Linked DNA regions of Homo sapiens: region 2 is linked to region 1. Evidence: read pairs that join two places in POLR2A ChIA-PET (ENCODE). Cell type or tissue: B cell. All regions are shown on one strand. Links, peaks and the distances in the headings refer to the core of each region. The heading gives the core; the rest is flanking DNA.

Evidence for each region. Peaks named below come from ENCODE experiments on the same cell type or tissue, not always from the same donor. Only the 100,000 strongest peaks of a DNase experiment are listed, where the experiment ranks them.
Region 2: POLR2A ChIA-PET joins it to region 1 with 7 read pairs; 3 of 35 experiments call an interaction of 5 or more read pairs at or near these places.

What each region holds. Positions count from the first base shown.
Region 1 is chr20:3,080,181-3,084,495 of GRCh38, forward strand. AVP (arginine vasopressin) reads right to left here. Exons shown (of 3, transcript NM_000490.5): 2 at 2,797-2,998; 3 at 2,376-2,622. The coding sequence ends at 2,450. Among named protein-coding and RNA genes, the nearest start is that of AVP, 2.4 kb to the right of the region's middle. In B cell, for the core only: no CTCF peak of the experiment used is centred there; DNase peaks (open chromatin) are centred at 2,351, 3,181, 3,401 and 3,619; H3K4me3 peaks cover 1,167 bases; H3K27me3 peaks cover 3,263 bases.
Region 2 is chr20:3,260,502-3,264,881 of GRCh38, forward strand. DNAAF9 (dynein axonemal assembly factor 9) reads right to left here. Exons shown (of 37, transcript NM_001009984.3): 31 at 3,937-4,023. Among named protein-coding and RNA genes, the nearest start is that of SLC4A11, 24 kb to the left of the region's middle. In B cell, for the core only: no CTCF peak of the experiment used is centred there; no DNase peak of the experiment used is centred there.

The sequences.
Region 1 (4,315 bases), core at 316-4,315:
AAAAAGATCACTGGAACAGATTGGAGAGTTCAGAAATAGATTCACATATATATGGCACTATCTCAGCTCACTGCAACCTCCGCCTCCCGGGATCAAGCAATTCTCCTGTCTCAGCCTCCCGAGTAGCTGGGACTACAGGTGCACACCACCATGCCCAGCTACTTTTTGTATTTTTAGTAGACACAGGTTTTCAAACTCCTGACCTCAGCCAATCCTCCTGCCTCAGCCTCCCAAAGTGCTGGAATTACAGGCATGAACCACCACACCTGGCCAAGAAGTTCTTTAACAAGAGACACTGCTGTGTCCTTAATGTAGATGCTGAAAAATAAATAAATAAAAATAAAAATTAAAAAGAGATTGCCGATGTTACCATTTTTATGAAACAGCAGATGTGGAGGCTTGGACACTGCTTTGCCCCTTGTGGTGGGTTTGCCGCAGCCCATTTGCCCTGTAGAGACTGAGCAGACAAGGGCAGACCTCTCCTTGCTAAATGGCTCTGTAGCTGGGCCAGGGGACTCAAGGAGAGGGAGAAAGAGTGAAAGACTGTACAGGGAGGTGGACATTTGGGCAAATTGGGGGTGGGCAGACATTCGTCACCCCTTCCAAGAAATAGTAGCCTGATTGTTTTGACAAAGACAAGTGGAGGGAAAGGAGTCTCTGAATCTGTATTTAGGAAGAGGAAGTTCCTGGACCTCATTCTAAAACTGTCCCCAAGTCCAGACACTAACACTTTGGATTGAATTCAGTGCAGCCAAGCCACCTGCCTCTTCCTATTTCCCAGTCTGGAAGAGTTAATAAATTCCTATTAGGTTTGGTCCTGCTCTAGCCCCAGCCAGATGGGGGATGGCCCTGAGTGGACAACATGAAACAGGAGCAGGAGGTCATGGCAGTGACCCAAGCCTGCATGGTCCCTGTCCCCACTGGCTAGACCCAGTCGTGCCGGGCACTGCCTGGCAGAGGAGCCCAGAACCAGGTCAGGGGTGAGAGCCAAGGGGAGCCCTGGGAGTGTGGAAGAGAGCCTGACCTTGACATGTGCCTGGACTCTGCCCAGGGCTGCTGAGGCTGGGCTGCTTGAGTCACCAGGCTTGGCCGTAAGCCTGGGCATTGGGGTCAGGGCCCAGGCGGACTTCCCTCCTCCTGCACTCCCTCCTGACCTCAGAGTTTGCGGAGGATCCCGAAGGAGATGCAGCCTCTTGTGGCTCCAAGACCTGGAGCAGGAAGCCCAAGGAGAGGATGCAGAGAAAAGAGGAGGCCAAGAGAGAGAAGGATGGGAGGTGGCAGAGGGGGTGAGGGGACAGAAGGGGAGGGGTGGAGGGGCCAAGGAGAGAGGCAAGAGGGGGCCCAGGAGCTGGCAGAACAGGGAGGCGAGAGCAGAGTGAGAGACAAAGGAGAGAAAGGGGCAGATGGGACCAGAAAGGCCTCAGGTTCAAGAAGGGGGTGAGAGAACCCAAGGGATGCAGAGGAAGAGGCCGAGCACTGCTGGACGTCTTTTCGCCAAAGGGGCTCATGTCAAAGGGCGGAAGGTCTTCATGTCTGGGAGCTAATGTGAGTGCACTCCTGCTTGTGTGAGCCTGTACATACATGCTCCTGCCCATCCTCGTGTCGGCTGTGTCTGTGTTTCTCTGGGTGTCTGTGGCTCTGAATGTGGGGCTCAGGGTCTCTGTGGTTGTGGTCAAGGGTTGCGGACACGTTCTTAGCAGTTATTTTCTTGTCTGTTTCTGTCCAAGCGTGCTTGGGGTTGTGTGGGGCTGTATCTGTTAGGGGTCCCCCACTCTGGCTGAGGGGCCCTAATGGTGGGTGCACTGGACAGACAGTGATGTCCCCACCGCCACTACACACGAGCACTGCCTTGGGTGAATCAGACATTGCACTGGGAATCCCGGGACCAGGGTGGGTCCCTGAGCGGTTTGTGTTTCAGTCTCCTGGGATGAAAATGGGGACAGAATGGTCACCCCTCGGCCTGTCCCCTCTGCCTCTCTCACTCTTCTCTCCGTCACTGTCAATGTCTCTGCATCTCTCTCCAACATTCTGCTGTCTCTGTCTCTGGGTCTCTTGCTGTCTTGTCCTCCAGGCCTTTCCCTCTCTGCCTTTACTTCTTTCCCTCTGCCGGAGGATCCTCAACCCACCCCCTCCAAGGCCACTCTCGGCCTCTGGTCTCCCCCTCCCCTGCCTCCCAATTCGCCCTGTCCCTCGGTCTAGCGACACCTCTGCGGGTCCCAGATCGCTTCCTCTACGGGACCTGTTGCTTCTCTGGGGTGGATCTGCCCACGACCTCAGGTCCGGGGACTGGCCGGTGGGCGTGGTGGCGGGGGTCCGCGCTCCCACCTCTCTCCCTTTCCCTCTTCCCGCCAGAGACTGAGACAGACGCGAGGCCGTGCATTGGCGGAGGTTTATTGTCCGTGCTGCAGGGGCGGGCGCGAAGAGCGCGCCGGTGGGGCGAGCGCGGGGCTCAGTAGGCGTCGGGCTGGGCGGGCTCGAAGGGCTCGGGCGCCCCGGCCAGCTGCACCAGCCGCAGCAGCAAGGCCCCGGCCGGCCCGTCCAGCTGCGTGGCGTTGCTCCGGTCGCTGGCGCGGGCGCGGCGGTGAAAGCCCTCGCGGCACTCGGGCTCGGTCACGCAGCTCTCTGCCGGGAGGACGTGTGAGCACGGGCGCCCTGGGGCGGGCGCAGCTCGGGGTGCGGGGGGCCCACACCCTCCCTGCCGGGCCCGACGCAGCCCCCACCCCGCCGCAGGCCCGCGTCCCCCCCACCCAAGCGGTCTGCGCCCCCCCCAGCCCCAGGCCCGCCCCCGCCGCGCACCGTCGTTGCAGCAAACGCCGAAGGCGGCGCAGCGGCCCCCGCTCCCGCACGCCTTCTGGCCGGACTGGCAGGGCGACGGCAGGTAGTTCTCCTCCTGGCAGCGCAGCGCCTCAGCCGTGCCCACGAAGCAGCCCAGCTCGTCCGCGCAGCAGATGCTGGGCCCGAAGCAGCGGCCTTTGCCCCCGGGGCCGCAGGGGAGGCACTGCGGGGACGGGCGGGGTGAGCGGGAGGAGGGGAGCCGGGAGTCGAGGGGTTGGAGGGGAACGCAGCGAGGCGGGGATGCTGGGGTCCAGGGCTCGGAGTGCGGGCGGGACACCGGGGCTGCGGCTGCAGGCACGCTCGGGCGCCACTGGGCCTCGACCGCGGTCACGGGCGGGGCGTCCAGATCTGCTCGGCACCTTGGTTTCTTGGATGACCTCTCGGTGACAGCCCTCAGCGTCCTCACCCTCAGCTAGGGACGGGTCTCCCGTGGACTACAGCGTGGGGAACCCTTCCTCGAGCCTCGGGGTCATCGCTGGTGGGCGCCACTGTTGCAGCTGCCCCACCCTCCACCACTCCAGACCCTTCCTCCTTCCTCCTCGCCCTGCTGCGGCTTGAGCCCGGGCCCACCCCCTTCCCCACTACACCATGCGGAGAGGCCCTACCCATCCAGAACCCCGGCCCTTCCCATTTCCTGTCTCCTCTCTTGCCTTGCCCCTGGCCCCCGCCAAGCTTGTCGGCCTCAGCTGGAGCCCTGACCCCTGCTCAGCCACCTATGACCTATCAGGTGGGTGGCAGGGGCCTGAGACCTAGAGGCGAGCACGGACACCCAGGTGCCTCAGGACCCTAAAGGAGCCTAGCAGGAGGAAGAGAGGCTGCGGGGGTTGCCGAGCGGCCACTCTCATCTGCTCAACAGCCGGTTCTCTGGCGCAATGGATAGCGCATTAGACTTTTAGCTGAGCCTGGTGTGGTCTAATTTGCTCAAGGGCTCATCATTGAGCCTGGACAGAATTGCATGCACATCGTGATTGGATTTCCTTCAGCTCTGCTGGAAATGGAGGAAACGTCCAGCACTATAGAATTAGGCCAGGTTCCCAGCAGAACTTCCCCACAGGATGCCCCACTCAAGCGCGCTCAGACCAGTGGCCATCTTCTGTGTGGGGGCCTGGGCGCCTGTGGCTGGGAGGCTGGGGCTGGATGAGGAAAGCCTCCAATGCTAGGTAGGATGGAGCCTCTGCTGCCCCAGCCAGTCCAGATGCAAGAACGCCATGGGCACAGGGGAGGCCATGATGCCCCGTTCTCCCTATCCAGCCCCAAGCCCAGTCACCGGGGAAGCATCCCTCATTTCCCTGCATCCCTGTCTGGATGGCGACAGTGACCAGGAGCGCCTTCAGCCTCTCCCAGCCTCCTCCAAAGCCTGGTCCCCTCTGGCCCACCCCATTGGCTCCTCTGCCCAGCCATGCCATGCCTCCCTCTTCCTCCCCCGAACTTCCCCTAAAGGCTACCACCACCCATGACTTCCCTCTTTCCTAGCCCCTGA
Region 2 (4,380 bases), core at 65-4,064, 180 kb after region 1:
CCTAACCTTAGACTAGCAGTTCCTTGATGTCAAAGACCCTGTGTACCTCTGAAGCCTCCCAGTCCCCATCTGAGTTTGGGGGTCCTTCCTGGTACGGTGGGGGGCTCTTGCTCAGGATGCCCTCCCATTTCTCTCTCTTTTTTTTTGAGACAAGGTCTCCCTCTGTTTCCCAGGCTGGAGTGCAGTGGTGCGATCTTGGCTCCCTGCTATCTCCGCCTCCTGGGTTCAAGCAATTCTCCTGCCTCAGCCTCCTGAGTAGCTGGGATCACAGGCGTGTGCGCCACCACACCCAGCTAATTTTTGTATTGTTTGTAGAGACGAGGTTTTGCCATGTTGGCCAGGCTGGTCTCAAACTCCTGGCCTCAAGTGATCTGCCCACCTCAACTTCCCAAAGTGCTAGGATTACAGGTGTAAGCCACCATAGCCGGTCTTGCTCCCATTTCTTTAAGGGCTCCAACTATGCCCCGCCATTTTGTTGCAGGCAGCATAACAGGTTGTACATATAGATGTGTACACCTGTCACAGAAGGAACTGGGGCATCTCTGCTCTATTTTCTTTGAGACAGGGTCTTGCTCTGTTGCTCAGGCTGGAGTGCAGTGGTGTGATCATAGCTCATTACAGCCTTGACATCTCAGGCTCAAGTGATCCTCCCACCTCAGCTTCTTGAGTAGTTGCTACGACACATGCCACCATGCCCAACTACTTTTGATTTTTTATTAGAGACAAGGTCTCACTATGCTGCCCAGGCTGGTCTTGAACTCCTGGCCTCAAGTGATCCTCCCTCCACAGCCTCCCAAGGTGCTGGGATTATAGCCATGAGTCACTGTGCCTAGCCTGTTTCCTTTATTTTAATTAATTAATTAATTAATTTTATTTTATTTTTTTGAGATGGTGTCTTGCTCTGTCACCCAGGCTGGAGCGCAGTGGCACGATCTCGGCTCACTGCAACCTCCACCTCCCAGGTTCAAGCAATTCTCCCCCTCAGCCTCCCGAGTAGCTGGGATTACAGGTGCCCACCACCACGCCCAGCTAATTTTTGTATTTTTAATAGAGATGGGGTTTCACCATGTTGGCCAGGCTGGTCTTGAACTCCTGACCTCGTGATCCACCCACCTTGGCCTCCCAAAGTGCTGGGATTACAGGTGTGAGCCACCGCACCTGCCCCTGTTTCCTTTATTTTAAAACAGCACTGCAATTTTAATTTTAAATTGTTGAAAGTATCTTATTCTTCTTAATTTCTTTAAAGAAGGTAGTAGGCATAAGATTTTTGCAAGACTGACCTGTCTTCTCCCCATCCAAACAAGTCATTTTGGAGACTGGGGGTTTCTCTGGCCTCTGGCTTCTGTGGTACCTGAATCCTTAGGGGAATTTGCAGGGGCTAAGGGAAGGCAGCAAGGTTTCTGCCCAAACTAGAAACAAGCTGTTCTACCAGAAAATGTGGAAGGAGGGTGGATGCGAACAGAGAAGGATGTGGGAGGGAAGTGGCAGAGAATGTGTGCACAGCACAGAGCGGAGCATATCCTGGAACTAAAGCCCATTCACTCTGAGGTGGTGGCTCTGACCCACGTGAGAGGGGAGTAATATATAGAGATGAGTAGGAGACTGATGACTGCCATCTTGTTAAAGATGAAATTATCTGATTCCTAGAAATGGACTTAGGAGGGGGCCTGAAAGAGAATTTTGGGGTCCCTCCATCTCTGATTCTCTATAAGGACTGATCTTCCTGATGAGGAAAAAGTTCACATTCTTTTTTTTTTTTTTTTTTTGACACGGAGTTTTGCTCTTGTTGCCCAGGCTGGAGTGCAGTGGTGCGATCTTGGCTTGCTGCAAGCTTCGCCTCCCGGGTTCACGCCATTCTCCTGCCTCAGCCTCCCAAGTAGCTGGGACTACAGGTGCCTGCCACCATGCCCGGCTAACTTTTGTATTTTTAATAGAGACGGGGTTTCACCATGTTGGCCAGGCTGATCTCGAACTCCTGACCTCATGGTCCACCTGCCTTGGCCTCCCAAAGTGCTGGGATTACAGGTGTGAGCCACCACATCCGGCCAGATTCACAGTCTTCTAATGGGCCCCTCTTACCCTACTCTCTCCTGGATTAGTCTGCCTCCAGGTGTCTGGGCCCTGAGCTAGCTTCTTGTGTATGAGTCAGTAAGGACTGGAGAACAGCACTTCTCTAGGCACCTGGTGGTGATTACAGGAGCCTCATGACCCAGAGGTTCAGGCAGCAAGAGAGTCAGTGGCTGTAGCCACTGGAAAGAAGGTTCCCCCAGAAGCTCCATTTGTTTATTTTTAGCTAAGATATCATTATCTTGTTCAGACATAAGAAATGACCCACTTACTCACTGTTTAAGTATGACATGATTCAAATCAGAGATTCCTTCTAAGAATATGCCTGAAAACATTTAATTTTACATACTGACCCTCTGGGATTTTTTTGGTTTTGTTTTTTACAGCATAGCAGATCTTTTTTTTTTTTTTTTTTTTTTTTTTTGAGACGGAGTCTCGCTCTGTCGCCCAAGCTGGAGTGCAGTGGCGTGATCTCAGCTCACTGCAAGCTCCACCTCCCAGCTTCACACCATTCTCCTGCCTCAGCCTCCCAAGTAGCTGGGACTACAGGCATCCACCACCACACCTGGCTAATTTTTTGTATTTTCAGTAGAGATGGGGTTTCACCACGTTAGCCAGGATGGTCTCGATCTTCTGACCTTGTGATCTGCCCGCCTCGGCATCCCAAAGTGCTGGGATTACAGGCGTGAGCCACCAAGCCTGGCCAGATCATTTTTTGTTACGAAAAAAGTTGGTGGTGTAAGGGGTGGTATGGAGGATGTAGAGAGGTGCTTGGGAAAAGTGAGTAAGAATAACAAAGATAATCCAAATAAACATGAGAGATTAATTCTGGCCAAGCTTTAACAATGTCTTCCCCTAAACCTTCAACAGAGCAGAAACAAATTGTCCATGCTATACAGGAATAAGTGTAGCACGATGCCTAAGAGAAAAAGCTCTGAGCCATTCAACCTGGGTTTGAAATCCAGTTCTTTCATCTACTAAGCTATAAATTGTCAAGTCATTAACTCTTTGCTGCCCCTGGTACCTTATCTGTAAAATGATAAAATAACGGAATCCACTTCACAGGATTGGTGTAAATGAGACAACACAAACAAAGCTCTCACAACAGCACTGTTCAACAGAGCCTTCTGGGGCAATGGAAATGTTCTAGATCTGCACTGTTGGACACGGTAGCTGCCAGCCACAGGAAGCTATGAAGCACTTGAAATGTGGCTGTGTGGCTGAAAGACTGAATTATAAATTTTGATTTTTATTAATTTACATTTCATTAAATAGCCATGTGGCTAGGAGCTGCCATATAGAGAGTGGAGTCTTTGAACAATAGCTAGCACACACAGTAAATGTTCCAGCGTGTTGGTATTAGTATGATTACAGTAACTTTGCAGCACACTCTCTCCTTTGTCCTCTTCTCCTCTGGAGAGGTCCACAGGCTGTGCAGCATCCTACAGAGAACATTCCCTGGGCCATATGAGCAGGGAACCCAGCAGATGGGAACCCTAGAGGACTGACTGACGGTATTGTCAGAAGCGAGTCTCACCTGGGAAAGTTATAGCTCCTTGGTTCTGTGCCAGGCACTTTGCCCTCAGTAGGGGCTGGAGGAACACAGGGCACAGCGGTGCTTGCTGCCTACAGGATGATTCCCTAAATTGAAACATCTAAGAAGGCTCGCAGTTTGGAGCCCAAGAGGTGGAGCACTGGGCTCCTGGCAAGGCCAGCAGCTGCCGGACAGGCAGGCCGTGCCAGCTGCCATGTGTCACCCTTGCAAAGCACATCTGGTATTTTCACCTTCTCTCTTTTTTTTTTTCTGTAAATAAATAAATCATTGGGTTTACAAAAAAATCTTAGTTATTTTTCAATGATGATACTTGCCAGCCAGGATACATTAAATATCGAGATCGTAGCATCTCAGGACTTGAAAAACTGTTTTCTGAGAGAATCAGCTCAATGTCTTCATTCCTTTGAAAACACACAGAAAAGACCTAGATTAATTAGGACTGTCAATCTCTTTTTTTTTTTTCTTGAGACGGAGTCTCGCTCTGTCGCCAGGCTGGAGTGCAGTGGTGCAATCTTGGCTCATTGCAACCTCCGCTTCCCGGGTTCAAGTGATTCTCCTGCCTCAGCCTCCTGAGTAGCGGGGACTACAGGCATGTGCCATCATACCCAGGTAATTTTTGTACTTTCAGTAGGGACGGGGTTTCACCATGTTGGCCAGGATCGTCTCAATCTCCTGACCTCATGATCCGCCTGCCTCGGCCTCCCAAAGTGTTGGGATTACAGGCATGAGCCACCGAGCCCGGCCAGGACTGACTTTAC